Linked DNA regions of Homo sapiens: region 2 is linked to region 1. Evidence: chromatin contacts called from ENCODE Hi-C or POLR2A ChIA-PET data. All regions are on one chromosome and are shown on one strand. Each heading gives the region's core, a stretch centred on a gene start or an enhancer-like site at or near the end of the contact. The rest is flanking DNA. Distances are from core to core; before and after follow the strand shown. Region 1 has its middle 54 kb from the start of DNAJC6-AS1. Region 2 overlaps LINC01359 (long intergenic non-protein coding RNA 1359).

Region 1 (4,926 bases), core at 2,377-4,876:
TTTTATTAATATTAATACATACAATAGTAAACCTAATATTAATTTAAAAATAACCAGCCCTTTGTGAACCTCTATGTACCAGAAATGCATTTAATCATCACAGTTACATGACATAGGAATTGTCATCCTCATTTTTCAGATAATATATAACTCCATTTTTGAAAGACTAAGGATGCTGTCTGATATCACACAGTTTATTAATGTGCCATTTATTAGTGGCAGATTTAAATCATAGCCTGTGTGATGTCAAAGTGTATGATTCTAGATGCCCAAAGTGATGTTAACATCATCATAAGAAATTCAGGTTAACTTTAAAAAATCAAATAAAATTGAGATATAGATTTATTGCATAATATTTATTCGTTTTACTTCCCTCTTCCATGAGTATAGCTATTGAAACATGTTTTTTCATGTGTGGAGGGAGATGTGGCAGAAAGCATGTTGTATAGGTAGGCAGGCCTGAGTCTGACACTCACCAGTCACATGACCTCCAGCATATCACTTAGTGCCGCTTGTTTCACCTTCCCTTATATATAAAATGGGGGAAATACATAACATCTGCCCTCTCTCCTTCCAGGAGTATTGTCAAGATCTAAACAAAATCCTGTAGTTGAACTATTCTATAAGATGTCAAGTATCATGTAACATTAGATATTATAATGGCTTTATCCCCAGGGCTTATGGGGGAAGGGGAAGATAGATAGTAGAGGAATGTAGTGAGCAGCCAAGATCCTATCTAAGAAAAGAGAGGTGTGGGATGGCAATGAGCCCTGGGAAGCTGTGAGTAAACGCTAGGTCAGGAACGCAGAAGCGGAGATGGTTGTATAGGCACTAAAGATCTGGTTTTAAAAATTATAAAACTAATGCAGGAACAGAAAACCAAACACCAGTTGTTCTCACTTATAAGTGGGAGCTGAACAATGAGAACACAAGGACACAGGGAGGGAACCAACACACAATGGGGCCCGTGGTGGTGAGGGCAGGGGAGGGAGGGCATCAGGAAAAATAGCTAATGCATGCTGGGCTTAATACCTAAGTGATGGGCTGATAGGTGCAGCAAACCACCAAGGCACACCTTTACCTATGTAACAAACCTGAACATCCTACATGTGTATCCCGGAACTTTAAAGATTTTAAAAATTAAAATAAAAATTATAAAACTAGAACACTTATTCTAATCCAAGTTACTACAGTGGCAATATTCATCTATTCCTCTTTTGTAAGCATTCACACAACATCTGGAATAACACTATGCATGTAATTATCACTCAAGGAATACTTGTTGCAATCATCGATCTCATTCAAGCTCATGATAAAAAGTGGTCAGCCTTCGGCCCTATTAAGTTTCAGCAATAGTTCTTTTTGTTTGTTTGTCTGAGACAGAATCTCACTCTGTGGCCCAGGCTGGAGTGCAGTGGTGCAATCTCAGCTCACTGCAGCCTCTGCCTCTTGGGTTCAAGCGATTCTCCTGCCTCAGCCTCCCAGGTAGCTGGAACTACAGGTGTATGCCACCACGCCCAGCTAATTTTTGTATTTTTAGTAGAGACGGGGTTTCACCACCTTGGCCAGGCTGGGCTCGAACTCCTGACCTTAAGTGATCCGTCCGCCTGGCCTCCCAAAGTGCTGGGATTACAGGGGTGAGCCACTGCGCCCGGCCTCAGCAATAGTTCTTGATGACAGTATGGAAAGAATTTTGTTGGTGCACTGACTTTTAAAAAGTAGGAACACATACTTAAAAGCCGGCAAGATGACAATGACAAGCTGCAGAGTCTCCCTAACAACCACCAATAGAAAAGCTTGTTTCCAATGCAATAAATAAATATTTGAAAGATAATTATTGCTGGTCATTTTCAAATTTATTTTTATAATGCTTAATAGGTGCTAACACTTTATAACTACTAACTCGTTTAATTCATTAATTTATTTAATCCTCAAAACACCGGGGGTGGGTGAGGGGGACTATATCGATGGCAGGGTCCTGGTGCAATCTGGCTCTGCCCTGCATCCGGTCGGCCATTTTAGAAATAAGGCATGTCAACCCCCCAGAGGAAGGATCCTCAGATGATGGAAACAGACAAAAAGGACAAGACAAGACACATTCATAAGCAGTATCTACACAGTACCAAGCCCTGCACTTAGCCTCGTGGGGGATGCAAAGATGAAATGGATGAGAATGTGGAATCTTTAATACCAGATGAACAGTGACAAACGCTCTACAGGTGACGAAATGCTAAAGGAGGGGTTACAGGTGGCAGGAACCACAGAGATTTCAGCGAGGAGACTGCATTTGTGCTAGTCTTGGCAGGAGGGTAGGAATCCGGCAGGCTGAGATGCGAGCATGGACACTGCAGACAGAGAAAAGCCGGGAGCCCCCAGATCAGGTCACTTCCCTGCTTAGCACACTTCAGTGTTTTCCCAGCTCACGTAGAATAAAATCCGAACTCCTCTTCATGTTCTGCCCAGACCTCGATCCAGGCCCTGCATCCCTCTCTTTCCCCTTGCTCAATTCAGGCACTCTGGGAACCTTTCCACTTGCTATTCTCTATTACTCGGCTTCACGCTAGAGTAACTCCTAGTCAGTCCTCGGGTCTCCGCTGACTTGCAATGCCTCGGAGAGGCCTTCCCAGTCCGCCTGCCATGGAAGCTCGGGGACCTGCCTTTTTTCCTCTGTCAGCAGACTGATTCCCTCTAAGCGCACATAGCAATGTGTACCGGGCTTTCTCTGTTTTGCGTGTGTAATGTCTGTCTTCCTCTCTAGAAGTAGTTCCAAGATCCGGGCTTTGCCCATCGTGTTCTCCGGCCAAGGCAGATGGAGGGGCTCGATAAAAATTGTGGAATGAATGAATGGAGTGAGTCAGTGATTGGCTGTGAGTTGAGGCCCTGGCGAGGACAGGACTGAGTGTGCTTGGAAATAGTTTATCGTGGCGAGAGCTTCGAAATCACCGCAGGCAGGTAGAGAGGAGGTGGGTACAGGGCGGGAGGACCTTGAAGGGAGCCTCGGGTTCTGATTCATTCCCCCAGTAGGCACTGCATTGCAGGCGCCAGGCCAGGTGCTGGGGGCCGGGGACAAGCTAACCTCAGTGAGGCTGTGTCGCCGCGCCACCGTGGCTTCCCTGTGTCCAGAGCCAAAGCAACGAGCAGGGGCTAGAGGAAAGGAGACTGTGCCGACATCAGCCCCTGCGCTTCCCCAGCGGTCCCGGTACCCGCGACCGAGGGTCGGGTTCGGGCGTCGCCTAGGCATCCAGGCTCCCAGGGCCGGGAACGCGACCCGAGAGACCGCCGGGGACGGCCCCGCCGCCGCTGCGCCCCTGCCTCAGGGTAACAGGTCCCGACCGGCCGCGCCCACACTCACCCTGCGCCGCCTGGCGAGCTGAGCGTGGCCTCCACAGCCGCCGGGTCGCCTTCCACGGCCGCCGCAAGGAAAACAGCTTCCGGCTCTTCTGGCCTCCCTTCTCAGTGGCGCCCATCGGTGCGCCGCGCCCTCCCCCGCCGCGGTCGCCCGAGCCGAGCGCCACCGCTCGCCGCCGCCGCCGCGCGTCTGCCAGGTGCCGGGCCGCTGCTGGGAGATGCGCGCCGGGGGCGGAGCTTGGGGCCGGGAGCCGTGGCTGGCGCCGACAGGGGAGGCTGCCCGGCTCCGCCCACACGGCGGCGCCTGGCGCCCGAGGCGTGCGGGTGCGCGCGGGCCCGCGCCGCTCACTCGGGGGGCACCGTTAGCACCCTTTATTAACACAGGAGTCCTAGGGGGCTCTCACCCGTTTTATCTCCCTGTTACAAACCATACACTCCACACTCCGAGAGGGTAAGGCATCTGCCCACAATCACACAGCGCTAAAGAAATTCCAGAGCCCTAGACTCTGACGATGTTTACTCACACCGTGCTACCGCCTCAAAATGAAACATCACGTTAGAACGTGGTTTTAGTTCTGACAGATATTCCTGTTTTCCTAATACAAGAGATTACTAGTCACCCACATGATTTTTTAAGAACTTGTTCTATGTCCAGTTACTTTTACACACATTTCATGAAACCTCATTGCAACCCCGTGGTGTGGGAGGCGTTTCCCATTTTCCAGATGAGGAAACTGAGATGGCAGAAGTGAGGCTCCCTCACCCCATCCCCATGCCATCACTGGTCTCTGTTGAGATTTTGCTTGGAATTGGGAGAGACTGAGAGGAAGATCAAAACCAATGCCCTTGAACACGACCTGGCTGCAATAATAATAGCTAATATTTATAGAATGCTTTTTATGTGGCAGATTTTACATACATCATCTTATTTAACCCCTCCAGTAATACTCGTGGGGCAGAAACAATCTCCAAACTCAACAGATAGGGAAACCGAGCGTCAGAGAGTACAGGTTAGATATCTAAAACCTCAGTAAAAAGGTTTTATGTTAGGTCAAATTATGAAATTGCCATTTTTGTAGGCCCAAATAATATCAGACAAGAGCTTCTATCGGTGACCAAAATTAAAATCACCAGTGGAGATCGGACACGGTGTCTCACGCCTGTAGTCCCAGCACTTCAGGCGGCTGAGGCAGTCGGATCACTTGAGCCCAGGAGTTCAAGAGCAGCCTGCACAACAAAGCAAAAACCCGTCTCTACCAAAAATGCATACACACACACACACACACACACACACACACACAGACACAAATTAGCCAGGCATGGTGGCACACACCTTCAGTCCCAGCTACTCAGGAGGCTGAGGTGGGAGAATCACCTGTGCCCAGCGAGTTAGAGGCCGCAGTGAGCCGAGAAGGTGCCACTGCACTCCAGCCTGGCTGACAGAGTCACGTTATCTAAAAAAAAAAAAAAAAAAAAAAAAAAAAAAATCACCAGTGGAGACAGGTGAAAATCGAATGCCTGCAGATGTGATATGCTGAGAAAGACACATCATCTATGGAGTATTCTGGCCAAACATGC
Region 2 (5,338 bases), core at 2,044-4,543, 270 kb after region 1:
TTTAAAGTTTTTGTCTAATAAGTTCAATATCTGGGCTTCCTCACACGTGGTTTTTGTCAGCTTCTTTTCTTTTTTTTTTTCTTCTTTTCTTTTTTTTTTTTTTTTTTTTGAGACGGAGTCTCGCTCTGTCGCCCAGGCTGGAATGCAGTGGTGCAATCTCAGGTCACTGCAACCCTGCCTCCCAGGTTCAAGCAATTCTCCTGCCTCAGCCTCCAAGTAGCTGGGACTACAGGCACATGCTACCACTGCCGGCTAATTTTTTGTATTTTAGTAGAGATGGGGTTTTACCATGTTGCCCAGGCTGATTTCGAACTCCTGATCTCAGGCAATCCGCCTGCCTCTGCCTGCCAAAGTGCTGGGATTACAGGCGTGAGCGACCGTGCCTGGCCCATATTTTCTTTTATTGAAGTATACTTTCCTGTTTCTTTGTGTACCTTCTTGTGATTTTTTTTGTTGTTGTTTTTGAAAACTGGACTTTTGAATAGTATATTGTGGCAACTCTGAAAATAAGATTCTTCTCCTTCTTTGGGGTTTACTGTTTTATTTTATTTATTTTTTTGTGTGTGTGGTTGTTTTTGTTTTCATTGTTGAGACCTGTAATAGTCTTGTTCTAGTAACTTTTCCTATTTTTGCAGAGACTTTTCTTTGTCATGTGTGGTTGCTGAAGTCTCTGTCCCTTAGCTTGTATTCAGTGAGTGGGGTTTTTTTGTTTGTTTGTTTGTTTTTGAGACAGAGTTTTTGCTCTGTTGCCCAGGCTGGAGTGAACTGGCCTGATGTCAGCTCACTGCAATCTCCCAGGTTCAAGCAATTCTCCTGCCTCAGCCTCCTGTGTAGCTAAGATTGCAGGCACATGCCACCACACCCAGCTAAATTTTGTATTTTTAGTAGAGATGGGGTTTCACCATGTTGTCCGGGCTGGCCTCGAACTCCTGACCGCAAGTGATCTGCCTGCCTCAGCCTCCCAAAGTACTGGGATTATAGGCGTGAGCCACCACGCCTGGCCTTCAGTGAGTGCTTTGACAGAATTTTACCTGAATGTCAAGAGCTAAAAAACAAAACAAACAAACAAACAAAAATACTTTTCTCAGTTTTTGCCAATTGGGCGTGTACTGGGGCCCTCCTTCAACACTTAGCCAGGCTTTCACTGAGCTTAGGAATCAGCTGTGATGAAACCTGAAGTTTTTAATCATGTCTTTTCTGAGCAAGCATCTTGCCCTGGGCACATGCATGGCTGGCTAAATTCCCTGCATTCACAGGTGCTTCTGATTGTCCTAACTTCCCAAAGAAACTCTGTTCTCAAATTTTTTGCCCAAGCCTTAGGTGGTTTATTGCATGTCTCAACTGTGACCTTTTGCCTCAGGCCTTGTTCTTCTACCTTATGATGATTCAAGCAATGCCTGCTGCTTTTCCAATCTGGGTTAGTTCAGAGTTAGGCAAACAGAGGTGAGCATTTTGTGCCAGTCCTTCACGTACAGACAGGTTAAAACCGATCTACACAATAATTTGCAAATAAGGTCTGCTTTGCTCCCTCTAGAACCAGGGACCCCACTCCCATGCCGACAGTATGGGCTGCTGTCTTCAGGACCATTGCAAGGTAAGGTGTGGAATAACAGCAAATAAAAATGCCACAAAACTTTCCTACCATTTTTGAGTTTATTTTATTTATTTATTTATTTATTTATTTATTTATTTATTTATTTATTTGAGATGGAGTCTCTCTTTGTCGCCCAGGCTGGAGTGCAGTGGCATGATCTTGGCTCACTGCAGCCTCTGCCTCCCAGGTTCAAACAATTCTCCTGCCTCAGCCTCCGGAGTAGCTGGGATTACAGGCACGTGCCACCACACCCAGCAAATTTTTGTATTTTTAGTAGAGATGGGGTTTGACCATGTTGGCCAGGCTGGTCTTGAACTCCTGACCTCATGATCCACCCACCTTGGCCTCCCAAAGTGCTGGGATTACAGGCGTGAGCCACCATGCCCAGCCTTATCTCTGTATTTTATATATATATATATATATATATATATACACACACACACACACACACATATACATATATATATACATACATACATATATATACACATACATATATATATACACATACATACATATATATATATTTTTAAATTTTATTTATTTTAGTTAGGGGCTCACTCTTTCACCCAGGCTTCAGTGCAGTGTCAAGATCATAGTTCACTGCAGCCTTGACTTCCCAGGCTCAAATGATCCTCCCACTTCAGCCTCCCCAGTAGTTGGGACTACAGGCATGCACCACCAGGCCTGGCTGATTTTTATTTTTTTATTTTTTATAGAGGCAGGGTCTCACTGTGTTTCCCAGGCTAGTCTGAAACTCCTGGGCTCAAGAGATCCTCTTGTCTTGACCTCCCAAAATGCTGGGATTACAGGCATGAGCCACCACTGCAACTGGCCCATTTTTTATTTTTCTTAATTCAGCATCCACTTGGTGGCTGTAAGCCTCTGACTTTTTTCCAGAGTCTGAAGAAGTTAATTCTGACAGATTCTGCTTGTTTTTTGAGTTTCTATGGGGGGGACAGGAGCTTGGGGCTGCCTACTCTGCCATTTTGCTGACCTAAGTAGAGTTTGAAATCTTAAAATAATTAAATGGTTAAATGAATGAACTTTGGAGACAGATGGTCTGAATTTTAATCCTGCCTGTGCCACCAAAAAGTTTGTAATAAGTGAATTATTTAATCTCTAAACTTCAATTTCTCATCTGTAAAGTAGGAATATGGGAAGGGCTAATTAGGATCATTTATTGTAAAATCAGTAGTGTGCAGTAAATATTTGACAAGCAGCTCTCAGAAGGGATGGGACTGAAAACCCTGATTTTTAGTGTTTGCCAGTTTCCATGGTGTAAATATTCCTGATATGGCCGAATTTAAGATGCCAGTGTAAAATCTTCTAATGCGGCTTGAGAAAACACACACATAATTGACTCTCATGAGCCAGGGAAGGCCAACTCTAGCATATCACTTTCTTAAAAAGTATGAGGTACACAATAAGTGATCAATCAATAAATATTATCATCTTCAATTGCTTTGAACAAAATGAATAAAATAAGAATGGTTTCTGAAAAGTCAAGATACAGCATCTCCCTCTATATTGCCCTATGTTATAAAATACTTTATACTCTAGGTACTTGGAAATGTTATCTCCAGACAGTCCATCTTCTGTGAGAACAACATTTCACATCCCCTTTCTATCTTTAGGTCTTGCATCATTGTTTACAGTGAACACAATCACAGAGAGAATAGTCATTGTCCACAAGTCTGCCTGAAACTGACCACACTTCAAAGGACTTGCTTCTAATTGACTAATCTATTAACTTTTCAGGCTGCAGGAAGACTTAGAGGCATCATCCTGCCTTGGCTTCTGGTTGCCAAGGTGTTCTGCCTGATACCAACTTTGTCAGCAGTCACCAACTAGCCATGCTTTTCCCTTGAAGGCACATGTAGATTGCCTAACCATCCACACCAGGCAAACAATTCTTCAAATGTCATGCCCTTTGCACTTCTGTTCAGATCCAGCCTTAGAGAAGCTTGTGAAGCAATGACTGTTTTAATTGGTCTCCTGGGTACCCAGGCCTAATCCTTTACCAAGTCACTAGTTATCCCATGTTCCTTATCTGTCTGTCTATCCATCTATCCTTCCATCCTCATCCAATACTTACAGAATGCCTATGGCTGCAAATACAAGGATGACTGCTTGGTTCCTGCTGTCCATAAACTCACAGCCTGGGATAAGGTAGGGTAGAGTGAATAGATATGCAAGCAAAATAGAATGGATTGTGATAAGGGAAAGTAGAAAAGTACATGCAAAGTACTCTGGGAAACTAAAGGAGGAATTCTGCCTACCTTGAGGAACTAAGGAAGTTTTCAGGGAGTGCGTGCAGGTAACCGTAGGGTAAGATTGGCTGGGAGCCAAATTGTGCTAGACCTTGTGCACCTGACTGTGGCAATGGCTGCTTCAGCAACAGGGAGCCTTTCTTTCCTTTTGTTATTTCCCTGCATCTTACAACGTTAAGGCCTTGGTCCCTGCTAATAATAAAATAATAATCAACTTTATAAAGAGCTTACAATATGCCAGATACTGTACTAAGTGCTTTATATTTTTTTTTTGGGTGGGGGGTGGCTGTTGGGCAGTGTCTCACTCTGTCACCCAGGCTGGAGGGCAGTGGCACAATCATGGCTCACTGCAGCCTTGACCTCCTGGGCTCAAGCCTCCCACCTCAGCCTCCCAAGTAGCTGGGACTACAGGCATGCAACACCATTTTTTTGTAGAGACGGTCTCTCTCTGTTTCCCAGGCTGGTCTTGAATAACACCTGGGCTCAAGTGATCTTCTTGCCTCAGCCCTCCAAAGTGCTGGGATTACAGACATGAGCCACTGCACCCAGCTTATTATTTAACTTAATCTTCACAACAACTTTAGAAGATAGAAAATAGGAGATGCTGTAATGGTGAGAGTTTTAGAGCATTCCTGAGGACCTGGAGAAAACTTGCTGCCGAGAAGGAAATTTTGAAGGTTTCATTGGTTGAAAAAGGTGTCTCTGGAATCACACTCCTAGATCTTTCTTAAAGACTTGAAAAGAATTAGATTAGGGGCCAGGTACAGTGGCTCACACCTGTAATCCCAGCACTTTGGGAGGCCGAGGTGGGTGAGTCACCTGAAGTCAGGAGTTCGAGACCAGCCTGGCTAACATCTTGAAACCCTATCTCTACTAAAAATACAAAAAATTAACAGGGTGTGGTTGTGCACACCTATAATGCCAGCTATTTGGGAGGCTGAGGCAGGAGAATCGCCTGAACCCGGGAGGCAGAGGTTGCAGTGAGCTGAGATCGCCCCACTGCACTCCAGGCTGAGCAACAAGAGTGAAACTCTGTCCAAAAAAAAAAAAAACAATTAGATTGAGGCCATGGGGGACATAGAAGGTCACCCCATCTCTGATCTTCGCCATCACAATTGCTACAATCGGCTCTTTCCAATTTGGCTACAACACTGGGGTCATCAATGCTCCTGAGATGATCATAAGGGAATTTATCAACACTTTGAAGGACAAGGCAAATACCCCTCCCTCTGAGATGTTGTGCTTGTCCCTTTGGTGCTTGTCTATGGCCATATTCTCCATTGGTTGTATGATTAGCTCCTTTTCTGTTGGACTGTTTGTCAACAGCTTTGACAGGCGTAATTCAATGCTTACTGTCAACCTGTTGGCTGCCACTGGTGGCTGCCTTATGGGACTGTGTAAAGTAGCTGAGTTGGTTGAAATACTGATCCTGGCCTACTTGGTTATTGGCCTCTTCTGCAGACTCTGCACA

What was found. Hi-C counts contacts between places; a loop is a spot of excess contacts on that map. ChIA-PET counts read pairs that join two places held with the same protein, here RNA polymerase II (POLR2A). Pooled maps may share reads with other maps.
Region 2: a loop to region 1 is called in a pooled map, with 2.9 times the contacts of the local background. The contact joins two enhancer-like sites. A Hi-C loop is called at or near these places in 2 of 50 pooled maps. POLR2A ChIA-PET finds 5 or more read pairs at or near these places in 2 of 52 experiments (Caco-2 and activated T-cell).

What each region holds. Positions count from the first base shown.
Region 1 is chr1:65,253,076-65,258,001 of GRCh38, reverse strand. No RefSeq gene overlaps it. Among named protein-coding and RNA genes, the nearest start is that of DNAJC6-AS1, 54 kb to the left of the region's middle. RefSeq lists silencers at 3,253-3,322, 3,413-3,912. Within about 2 kb of position 3,626, at least 14 of the 41 ENCODE cell types and tissues checked have a DNase peak (open chromatin) inside an H3K27ac peak, as active enhancers do.
Region 2 is chr1:64,985,691-64,991,028 of GRCh38, reverse strand. LINC01359 (long intergenic non-protein coding RNA 1359) reads left to right here. Exons shown (of 7, transcript NR_119383.1): 4 at 1,535-1,594; 5 at 3,356-3,766. It also overlaps a transcript of JAK1 not described here and the pseudogene SLC2A3P2. Among named protein-coding and RNA genes, the nearest start is that of LINC01359, 14 kb to the left of the region's middle. Within about 2 kb of position 3,293, at least 3 of the 41 ENCODE cell types and tissues checked have a DNase peak (open chromatin) inside an H3K27ac peak, as active enhancers do.